Regions from separate parts of the Homo sapiens genome. Here all the other regions are linked to region 1. The links are chromatin contacts, found by Hi-C or POLR2A ChIA-PET in ENCODE. All regions are on one chromosome and are shown on one strand. Each heading gives the region's core, a stretch centred on a gene start or an enhancer-like site at or near the end of the contact. The rest is flanking DNA. Distances are from core to core; before and after follow the strand shown. Region 1 holds the start of PABPN1 (poly(A) binding protein nuclear 1). Region 2 holds the start of MRPL52 (mitochondrial ribosomal protein L52). Region 3 holds the start of CDH24 (cadherin 24).

Region 1 (2,801 bases), core at 93-2,592:
GAATTAATACACACTTAAAACAGTATAGGAATCCCTCCTGCCTCCAAATCAAATCCCTAATGAATGGCTTTGGTTGAAATGCTTTTAAGAGTGAGCAAAATTAAGTGGGCTGAGACTCCACATTTCTAGATTAAAGGGGAAACCCCTTGCAGCTTGCTTTCTCTTAGAATCCTAAAGCGTCTCCAATTGGAGGAAAAACTATTAGATTTGAAGGTCAAATGCGAGCACGCAACCTCTACAAAGAAAGATAGACGTAGACTAAGAACAAAGAGCAACACAATTATAACAGGCACAAAGGGAGGCACAAGGCTACCACCACCAAAATATACGTTCTGCCTCACAAAGGTCAGAGGAACACACAACGGACTATGACCGCGGCACAGTCATAATAGCTCAGACAAGCAGCTCCAGGGTGCCGAGTATCTAACCCCACATTCCCCATCCTCCCCACAACCCTTCCAACCCGAGAACCCGGGCTCCGCGTGCAACCGCCAGTTACTCACCATTGCCTGGAGGTGGACTCATATTCATCTGCTTCTCTACCTCGTTCTGTAGCTCCTTTAGCTTCTCAGCTTCTTCCTCCATCTCCCTGACTCGAGCTTTGATAGCTTCCAGCTCCTAATATAAGTGGGGAGGGTATGGAGGACAGCTTAAGAGGAACCAACGCAGGGGCTGTGCCCTGCTCTCGGCCAGAGCGCGGCCTCAGCCATGCTCGGCCATTTCCCTCGCCCCATGCGAGGGTCGTGATAAAAGAAAAGCTACCCTCTCTAGAACAACACTAGGCAACCGTGACGCCCGAATCAAGCCAGTCGGGCCCCTTGTAGTGATCGCTGACCCATCCCCGGCCCGACCCGGCCCCAGCCACGTTATTCCCCGCCCAACCCCACCCCCCGCCTGCCACCCGCTCGCCCGAGCTCTGGGCCTCCAGTGACCCGGCCGGCCAGCCGCCGGCCTGCTCGCTCGCCCTCCTTCCCTCACCGGGTCCTCAATGGCGCCGTCCCCCGGGTCACCCTCGACCAGTCCCGGCTCCTCCTCCTCCTCTTGGCTGCCGGGGGCTCCCGAACCAGGCCCAGGGCCCGGAGCTCCCGGGGGGGCGCGGGGCCGGGGCGGCTCCTCTTCGGGCTCGGGCTCCGGCTCGGGCTCCAGCAGCAGCTCCTCAGGCTCCAGTTCCTCAGACTCCAGGCCGTTCCCGTAGTCCCCTGCGCCCCCCGGGGCCCCCTCCCCGGCCTCCCCACCGGCCCCGGGCACAAGATGGCGCCGCCGCCCCGGCCCGGAGCCCCGACCGCCCGCAGCCCCCGCTGCTGCTGCCGCCGCCGCCGCCGCCGCCATCGCCGCTCAGACTGGGGCCCGCCGCCCGGCGATTGGAGAGCTGCGCCGGCCACGCCGAGGACTCATTAGTCAAGCTGCCTGCCCGTCACCATGAGCTAGTACTCCATTGGGGAATATTACTTGGCAATCAAATAAGGCCCCACCTCTAAGGCGGGGCACTGCGCCAAATTCTCAAATCCCGGTAGGGGAAATCTGCCTGTCAATCAACACGCGTCCCACCTCCTATCGAGTCCTTAGGTAATAATACCGCCACGCTGTGACGATATTCCTGCTTCTCCCCGGCCTACGGGCGGGCCCGCGAAGTATGGGACGCTCCGTGATTGGCCCTAGCTAGGCGACTGGAAAGGACCAATCTTCCGATCGCCTCACCGCAGTGGCCCAGTCTCAGATGCCGATTGGCTTGCGAGAGTCGAAGGGGTGACACTCGTTTCGTGACAGGTGAACCTTGCCCCCGAAAGGACTGCCGGGCTTCAAACTTGGGAAACCCGAGGTCACATGACTAGCCAGTCCTAGGGGGCCGCCATCTTGATACTACTGCTTGCCAGCTAGTGAGCTGTTGGCCGGGTGAGGCCCAAAACAGAGCAGCAGTTTCAGGAAACTTGTATCTCGACCAGGAAGCACCAGTAGATGGGATGTTGCTGAAAATGGAGGTTGTGAATGAAGCATTCCAGGAGGGAGCTTACTTTCCCCATCCAGGTTATTGGCACCATCATCCACTAGCTCTCCCGCACCAGAAAGCAGGGAGGATTCCTCAGTCCAGAGCTACTAGTCACAAGTCCTGTCTGTCCCGCCCTCTTGCGTAGGCCTTCTGCTCCCCAGTTCCATTTTCTTTTTCCTGGACAGCTTCCAATGTCACCCCTCCAATCTGCACCGCTAACAGACTGGCCCCCCTTTGCTGGCGAGGTAAAGTCTCAAAACCGTAAATCACGGCCTTCGATACGCCAGCATGTGGTTACTTTGTGGATGTTGTTTCCTTCCACTCTTCTCGTTCCTTTGGGTGTACCTGCACCCAGTCTGTGCCTCTAACATGTAGTCCCCCTTCAATCAAACCACTGCAAACCCCAGCTTCCCCTCATTTCCCAGGACAAGTGGGCCTATCTCCACGGCGCGCTTAATTGTTTTACTGTTTCCTAACTAGGTTGTGAGCGCCTGCAGATGAGGGGCCGGTTCCTATTTATATTCGCATCTCCACGGCCTGGCAATATGCCTACCACATAATGTCCTGTTAGATGTTTGTTGATTGAACAGGCATTGATTGGGGATTTGGGTGCCACCCTTCATTTAAGCCCTCAAGCCCCCAAGATCCCAGAGGAATTTCTCCTGGCAGGTTCCCACTACACCCCTGCACCCCAAGTACCAATGAGACCTAGCCCTGGAAGGCAGGACTGCCATATTTTGGTAGCAGTCCTACACATTTATTAAAAAGAAAGGAATGGCAGTGTACGTTTGCAAGAGAAATTTTTGTGGGCACA
Region 2 (2,801 bases), core at 109-2,608, 490 kb after region 1:
CCTACTTGGGGGGCTGAGGTGGGAGGACTGCTTGAGCCCAGGAGATCAAGGCTGCAGTGAGCGATGATCATGCCACTGCACTTCAGCCTGGGTGACAGGGCAAGACCCCATCTCAAAAAAAAAAAAAAAAAAAAAAAAGCAGTCATATGTAATTCCAGAGTCTTTCCAATAGTCCATACTACTACAAGGAGATGCCAGGCTTCTTACAGTAAATAACAAGTAGAAAAAATCTTCACCATCTTCCTCAGTCACCAATTATCCAATTAAGCAGGATCATACCCCTAGAGAGCAACAATAGGGTATTAAATATTCAGATCTCTGTGTTGTCAAGGAGGACTGGCCTATGTTCTAGTCCTGGATTTGCTACTACCTAGCTGTATGATCATGTGCAATTCACTTCTGTAGGCCTCAAATTTCCTACTTGTACACTGGAGTCTCATAAGGAGAATGGGGAGTAGCTTCAACTTCTCTAAGGTTCTCCCTTCTAGGGCTAATATTTATTCTCCCTCCCTCTCTCTTTTGTAAGTAAAGGTAAAAGAATTTTCTGAAGGGAGCCTGCCATCCATAGTCTTCATCCTTCTACCCCTCTGAGACGCTTATTTCTGCAGCTTTTCAAAGAGCTCTCCCTGCATTTGGTACCAAATACTGAAAATTCACTAACCACAGAGAAAAGTGGTTCTTGGTTAAAAAAAAATGTCCCCCTTTGAAAAACGCAGAAGTCTTGTCACCCCCTTCCACCCTGGCGGCCCCAAGTCAGAATTATCTTCTGCTTATCTCCACAAGCCAAGATCCTGTTTAGCTTTACCTTCCTTAGTCGAAATGCAATCTACAAAATAAACAAGAGGGTTTCTTTCCCCAAATTCCGTTTTCCAAATAAAAAGTTAAACACTTTTACACGCCCCCACCTTGATACCCCCAGCTCCCCGTCCAGGGGCGTTCCCTCTAGGTGAAAATCTCCCCAGTGGAGTTAACTGCCAGATCAGCGCTTACCCGCATATGACCAGTCTGGGAGCTCGGTAAGGGGCCCGTAGCCGGAGGGGTTGGCAGCCAGTCCCTGCCTGTGTGGAGAAAAACAGATCTGTGAGGACCTAGCCCAGCTTCTGGTCCCCCAGGTGCCCTCATCCCAGGACTCACTGTAGTCGCCACTGGCCGCCCGCCCAAGCGGCTACGCTGCAGTGCAGCCTCCGGACACCTGCTGGGAGAACAGAGCAGAGTTGGGGGAGAGGCCGCGCAGCCGGATCAGGGGTCCTGTGCCCGTCCCCAAAGGGCCCCCGAGTCCACGGTCCCTATCTATACCCACTCACTGAAGAGAACAGTCCCTAAAGCAGCCATGCTGAGCAGGAGTAGCCGGGGTAGCCGGAAGTAGGCGTGGCCTCGGTGGCCACGCGCGACGCTATCGGGGAAGCAGGAAGTCGCCATCTTGAATCTGGGTTTTCAATCACGGCTCCGCCATCTTGGGTCATCGTACGGAAGGAGAGACAAAACTGCAGTACAGGTTTTTGAGGTGAAAACGAATTGTCGTTCAGCGCATGCATTCTCAGTGGAAGTCGTGTCCTCCCAGATTAAGCCGTTCTGAACAGTTCCCACAACCTCCCTACAGCGGTCTCTAGTTCATTGAAATTGATATTAATAGTAACTTTGATCTCAGGGGTAACATCCACGTCATTCTACAGATCCTCGCATCACTGTAACACAGTTTTCCTAGACTAAGAAAAGTAATCAAATCTAGAGTTAATCGGAAATTGGGCCAGCCTGGGCAACATGGCGAAACTCCCTCTCTACAAAAAAATGAAAAATTAGCTGGGTGTGGTGGCGCATGCCTGTGGTCCCAGCTACTTGGGAGGCTGAGGTGGGAGGATGGCTTGAGCCTGGGAGGCCGAAGGCTGCAGTAAGCAGAGATCATGCCACTGCACTCCAGTCTGGGTAACAGAGCGAGACCTTGTCTCAAAAAAAATTCTGTGTGATAAGTGCTGTATTAGGCGTAGATTTTATGGAGAACAAAACCAGACATCAATATCCTGATAGAGCTCTCGGTATAAAAGAAACAAGACAGGCCAGGTGCAGTGGCTCACACTTGTAATCCCAGCACTTTGGGAGGCTGAGGCTGGCGGATCACCTGAGGTTGGGAGTTCGAGACCAGCCTGACCAACATGGAGAAACCCTGTCTCTACTAAAAATACAAAATTAGCCAGGCATGGTGGCACATGCCTGTAATCCCAGCTACTCGGGAGGCTGAGGCAGGAGAATTGCTTGAACCCGGGAGGCAGAGGTTGTGGTGATCCAAGATTGCGCCATTGTACTCCAGTCTGGGCAAGAAGAGTGAAACTCCAACTAAAAAAAAAAAAACAGACAATCAAATGATGACATACATGAATATTGTCATTGAGTGCTGGGAAAGGAAATACATGTTGTTTGTGAGTTTATAGTGTGAACTTGATCTACAGTAGACCATCAAAGATGACTTTCCTGAGAAAGGGGTATTGTATTGGAGCTAAGATGTGACATTCCATTTTTATAAGTGCTACCACCGCACATTGCTTAATATTATCCTTGCAACAACCCTGTGAGGTAGGTACTAGAAAGTGGCAAACCCTGATTGGCGACTCCCCTCCTTTTATCACTTGCTATTCAGTACTGTCTTGGAGAAGTCATTTATCCTTCATTTTTTAATTTTAAAAATGCTTAATATGTTACATTTGTGAAAACGATCTAAAAGTGATAATGTGAGTGAAAGTGCTTTATAAATCCTGAAACTCCTACAAAAGAGCCCATTAACTGTCTGCCAGGTGTGAAGGGAAAAT
Region 3 (2,801 bases), core at 181-2,680, 260 kb after region 1:
GACCCTCCCTCTCATTTCCCATTAAGTCTGAGAGGCAAGAGCTAGGTTAGGCAAGGAGGTGGTTGGCCAGAGATGGGGAACAGCCAGGTGCCCCAGTCCTCTGATTTTTCCTCCATCCTGCTTACCACCTCCCTGGGTACTTACAGCCTTCTCTTGGGAACAGCCGGGGCCAGGACTGGGTCACCTATGAGCTGAATCAGCATCTCCTCCTGAGTCCCAGGGCCCCTGCAGTTCCCAGTCTCTTCTGTCCTGCAGCCCTTGCCTCTTTCCCACAGGTTCCACTTTATATCCACCTTTTCCTTTTGTTCAATTTTTATTTTTATTTTTTTTATTATTAAATGATGTGGTCTATGGAAAAAAAAATAAAAATCTGACTTAGTTTTAAACTGTGTGAGTGGCTTTCTTTGGGCAGGTTAAGAAGCCACTGTGGATATCTGAGCGTGGACATCTGAGGATATCTGGAGTAGGAGTTGCTCTCATTCCATGTGTTCCTTTAGGCTGACTGCTTCCTGCTTATTGAACTTCCCACGTCTTTTATCCCCTGCCTTGGCCCTGACCAACCCAAAGCTGTGGACCTTCCTCATTCGGGAAGGCATGGAGCAACCTGTGTCCGTGGCGGCACCCCAGCAGGGCTAGGAGGGTGGGTCCTCTTCTGGTTCCTGGTCCTGTGCACGGTTAAATTAGGGGTTTGGTCACCTGCCTGCCACCTTGGTGCCTCCCACAACTACCACCAGGGGGCGGCAGCTCCTCGCTCTGTTGGCCCCTGTAACCGAGCTTCCCAAGAAGGGTTCCACTGCCCGCCTCCGACCTCCCGCCGATGTCGTGCCTCTGTTCCCGACCCGCTCCCTGGGCCCGGGCCTCGGACTCTCTGGACCCTTCTGCCGTCCTTAAGTGTCCCCCAGCTGACCTGCTACCGTGCTTTGCATGGGCTCTCAAAACGCCGCCGCCTTGCAGCTGGGATTCCATCCACACCAGTCCCAAAAGCCAGCCGGGAACCGGGAGCCCGGAGCCGGGTCTCTCCGCAGTGGGCTCCGAATTCCCCACCTCACCGCGCGCTCGCCCGTTTTCCGCTGCGGGCGGGGACTGGCAGCTTCGCGCTCCCGGGTGCACCCGCCCCGCCAGCTCTTCGGAAATGGCCTGGCGCCGTGGCCTGGACGTCCTCCCGCCCGAGTGCCCTGCCGGGCGCTGCGGGCCCGGTCCGGGAGGGGCGCCGCATCTGTATGCGCCCCGCAGCCCAGGAGCGCCGAGGGGGCGGACGCGCGGCGCCGCCTCCGCCCCCGCCCCCGCCGCGCGGGCCCGGCTGGCCGGGGAGGGTCGGAGGCTGGGCTCTCCTCTCCCGCGCGGCGCGGAGCCGCCTCGCTCCTCCGCAGGCGGAGTCTTCTTCCCCCGCCCCCTCCGTCTCGCTCCCTTGTTCTCGCCGGGGCCGCTCAGACCTGCAGCGGAGCCGCGGCGCCCGCTCCAATCGGCTCGGGGCTGTGCCCCCGGGACCCGGCGACGGGGGCGGGCGGGGGCGCTTCCCGCCGGCCTGGGCCCCTCGGCAGTGCCAGGTAAGGGCGCCTGCCCCGGAGCAGGGGTCGGGAATCCGCGGAGGGGTAGGAGGGGGCCCGCAGCCTGCGGGGGTCTTCGGAGGGGTGCGCTCCGTGGCTGGGAGCCCGCTGCCGGCTCCCTTCTCCCGCGCTCTGCCTCTTTCCCTTCTCCCCTCGCACCTCTCTCCCTCTTTCTTCTCTCGATTTCTCTTCACCCTTCCTTCTCTGCCTGTTTGCCTTCCTTATCCCTTCCCTCTGTCTCCCCAACCCTTCCCTCTCCCTCTTGTCCTTTTTCCATCTCCTCTCCCTCTTTGCCTTTTTCTTTCTCTACCTTTCTCCCCTTTCCTGCCTTTCTCTTTTCTCTTTCTTGCTCTCCTTTCCCTCCCTCTCCTCTCCCCTTCCTGCTATCCTGTTTCCCACTCCTCTATCCCCTTCCTTCTCGCCTCCTCATCCCGCCTTCTCTCTGGTCCCCAGCCTTCCTCCGGTTTCCCCCTTCCCTCGGGAGCAAAGGGACTGTCAGGTGTGTGTCTGCTCTGAGGGAGGAGGGGCAGAAGCCACAGCTACCTGAGGGGTCCTCCCCCCCGCCCCTAGGAGAAAGGAGAGCAGTGGGAAGGGTCTCCTCTCTAGCTCCCTTCCCGTGGCCCCTCCCTGCCTCCACCCCTCCTGTCTGCTCCTTCTCCCAGAATTAAGTTCCCGAGGCCTGGCTTGACACCCCCGAAGCTGAGGTCTGCCCCTGCCTGCCCGGAACTGCCCCCGGTGACCCGTTTCCAAGCCTGGCCCCTAGGACTCCTCTCTGCCTTCAGACACCCAGGCTGCTGCCCTGGTCTCTCTCATTCTGTCTCTTGCCACTGTTCTGTTTCTGTCTCTCATCCAGTCATTTCTCTGCCGGACAGTCCCTGAGTCAGTCTAGCCGTCAGTCATTATCTGTCTCTAGCCTCTGGGTGGACCTCTCTCCCCGGTCACCTCCCCCTGTCCCCCACCCTGTATCCTCTTCCTTCAGCTCTGGCTCCCAACTCCTGTCTCACGAGCCCAGTCCCCCTTCAAGGACTGCACTGGCAGCGTGGGCTGGAGACAGGGCCTGGAGAGTGGGGCTCCCCCTTGTGGGGAGGGACTTTCACAGACTCTCAGCCCTGCCTGAGGCTGCACTCCTTGTCATCTCATGCTGACCCTAGACACCTTAAGGCCACACCTCCATGAATCCCAACTCCGTAATTTTAAGCCCTTTCTCTGGTAGCCCCGCCTCCTCCAATACCTGGCTACGTGCCCAACCTGGGA

The links. Hi-C counts contacts between places; a loop is a spot of excess contacts on that map. ChIA-PET counts read pairs that join two places held with the same protein, here RNA polymerase II (POLR2A). Pooled maps may share reads with other maps.
Region 2: a pooled map shows a loop between it and region 1 (7-fold over the local background). The contact joins the promoter of MRPL52 here to the promoter of PABPN1 in region 1. A Hi-C loop is called at or near these places in 8 of 50 pooled maps. POLR2A ChIA-PET finds 5 or more read pairs at or near these places in 3 of 52 experiments (BJ, CD4-positive, alpha-beta T cell and HepG2).
Region 3: a loop to region 1 is called in a pooled map, with 4 times the contacts of the local background. The contact joins the promoter of CDH24 here to the promoter of PABPN1 in region 1. A Hi-C loop is called at or near these places in 2 of 50 pooled maps. POLR2A ChIA-PET finds 5 or more read pairs at or near these places in 8 of 52 experiments (A549, CD4-positive, alpha-beta T cell, H1 and 5 more).

What each region holds. Positions count from the first base shown.
Region 1 is chr14:23,319,998-23,322,798 of GRCh38, reverse strand. It overlaps PABPN1 (poly(A) binding protein nuclear 1), which reads right to left and starts at 1,342. Exons shown (of 7, transcript NM_004643.4): 1 at 979-1,342; 2 at 504-618. The coding sequence starts at 1,329. BCL2L2-PABPN1 (BCL2L2-PABPN1 readthrough) reads right to left here. Exons shown (of 8, transcript NM_001387346.1): 4 at 504-618. RefSeq lists enhancers at 1-777, 778-1,589, 1,843-1,912, 1,601-2,251 and silencers at 883-952, 1,013-1,442.
Region 2 is chr14:22,828,444-22,831,244 of GRCh38, reverse strand. It overlaps MRPL52 (mitochondrial ribosomal protein L52), which reads right to left and starts at 1,358. Exons shown (of 5, transcript NM_180982.3): 1 at 1,305-1,358; 2 at 1,135-1,192; 3 at 991-1,058. The coding sequence starts at 1,332. RefSeq lists an enhancer at 1,375-1,454.
Region 3 is chr14:23,056,149-23,058,949 of GRCh38, reverse strand. CDH24 (cadherin 24) reads left to right here and starts at 1,430. Exons shown (of 13, transcript NM_144985.4): 1 at 1,430-1,547. It overlaps ACIN1 (apoptotic chromatin condensation inducer 1), which reads left to right. Exons shown (of 19, transcript NM_001386863.1): 19 at 1-386. It overlaps LOC105370705 (collagen alpha-2(I) chain-like), which reads right to left and starts at 1,290. Exons shown (of 2, transcript NR_169511.1): 1 at 908-1,290; 2 at 301-665. RefSeq lists silencers at 1,201-1,350, 1,431-1,550.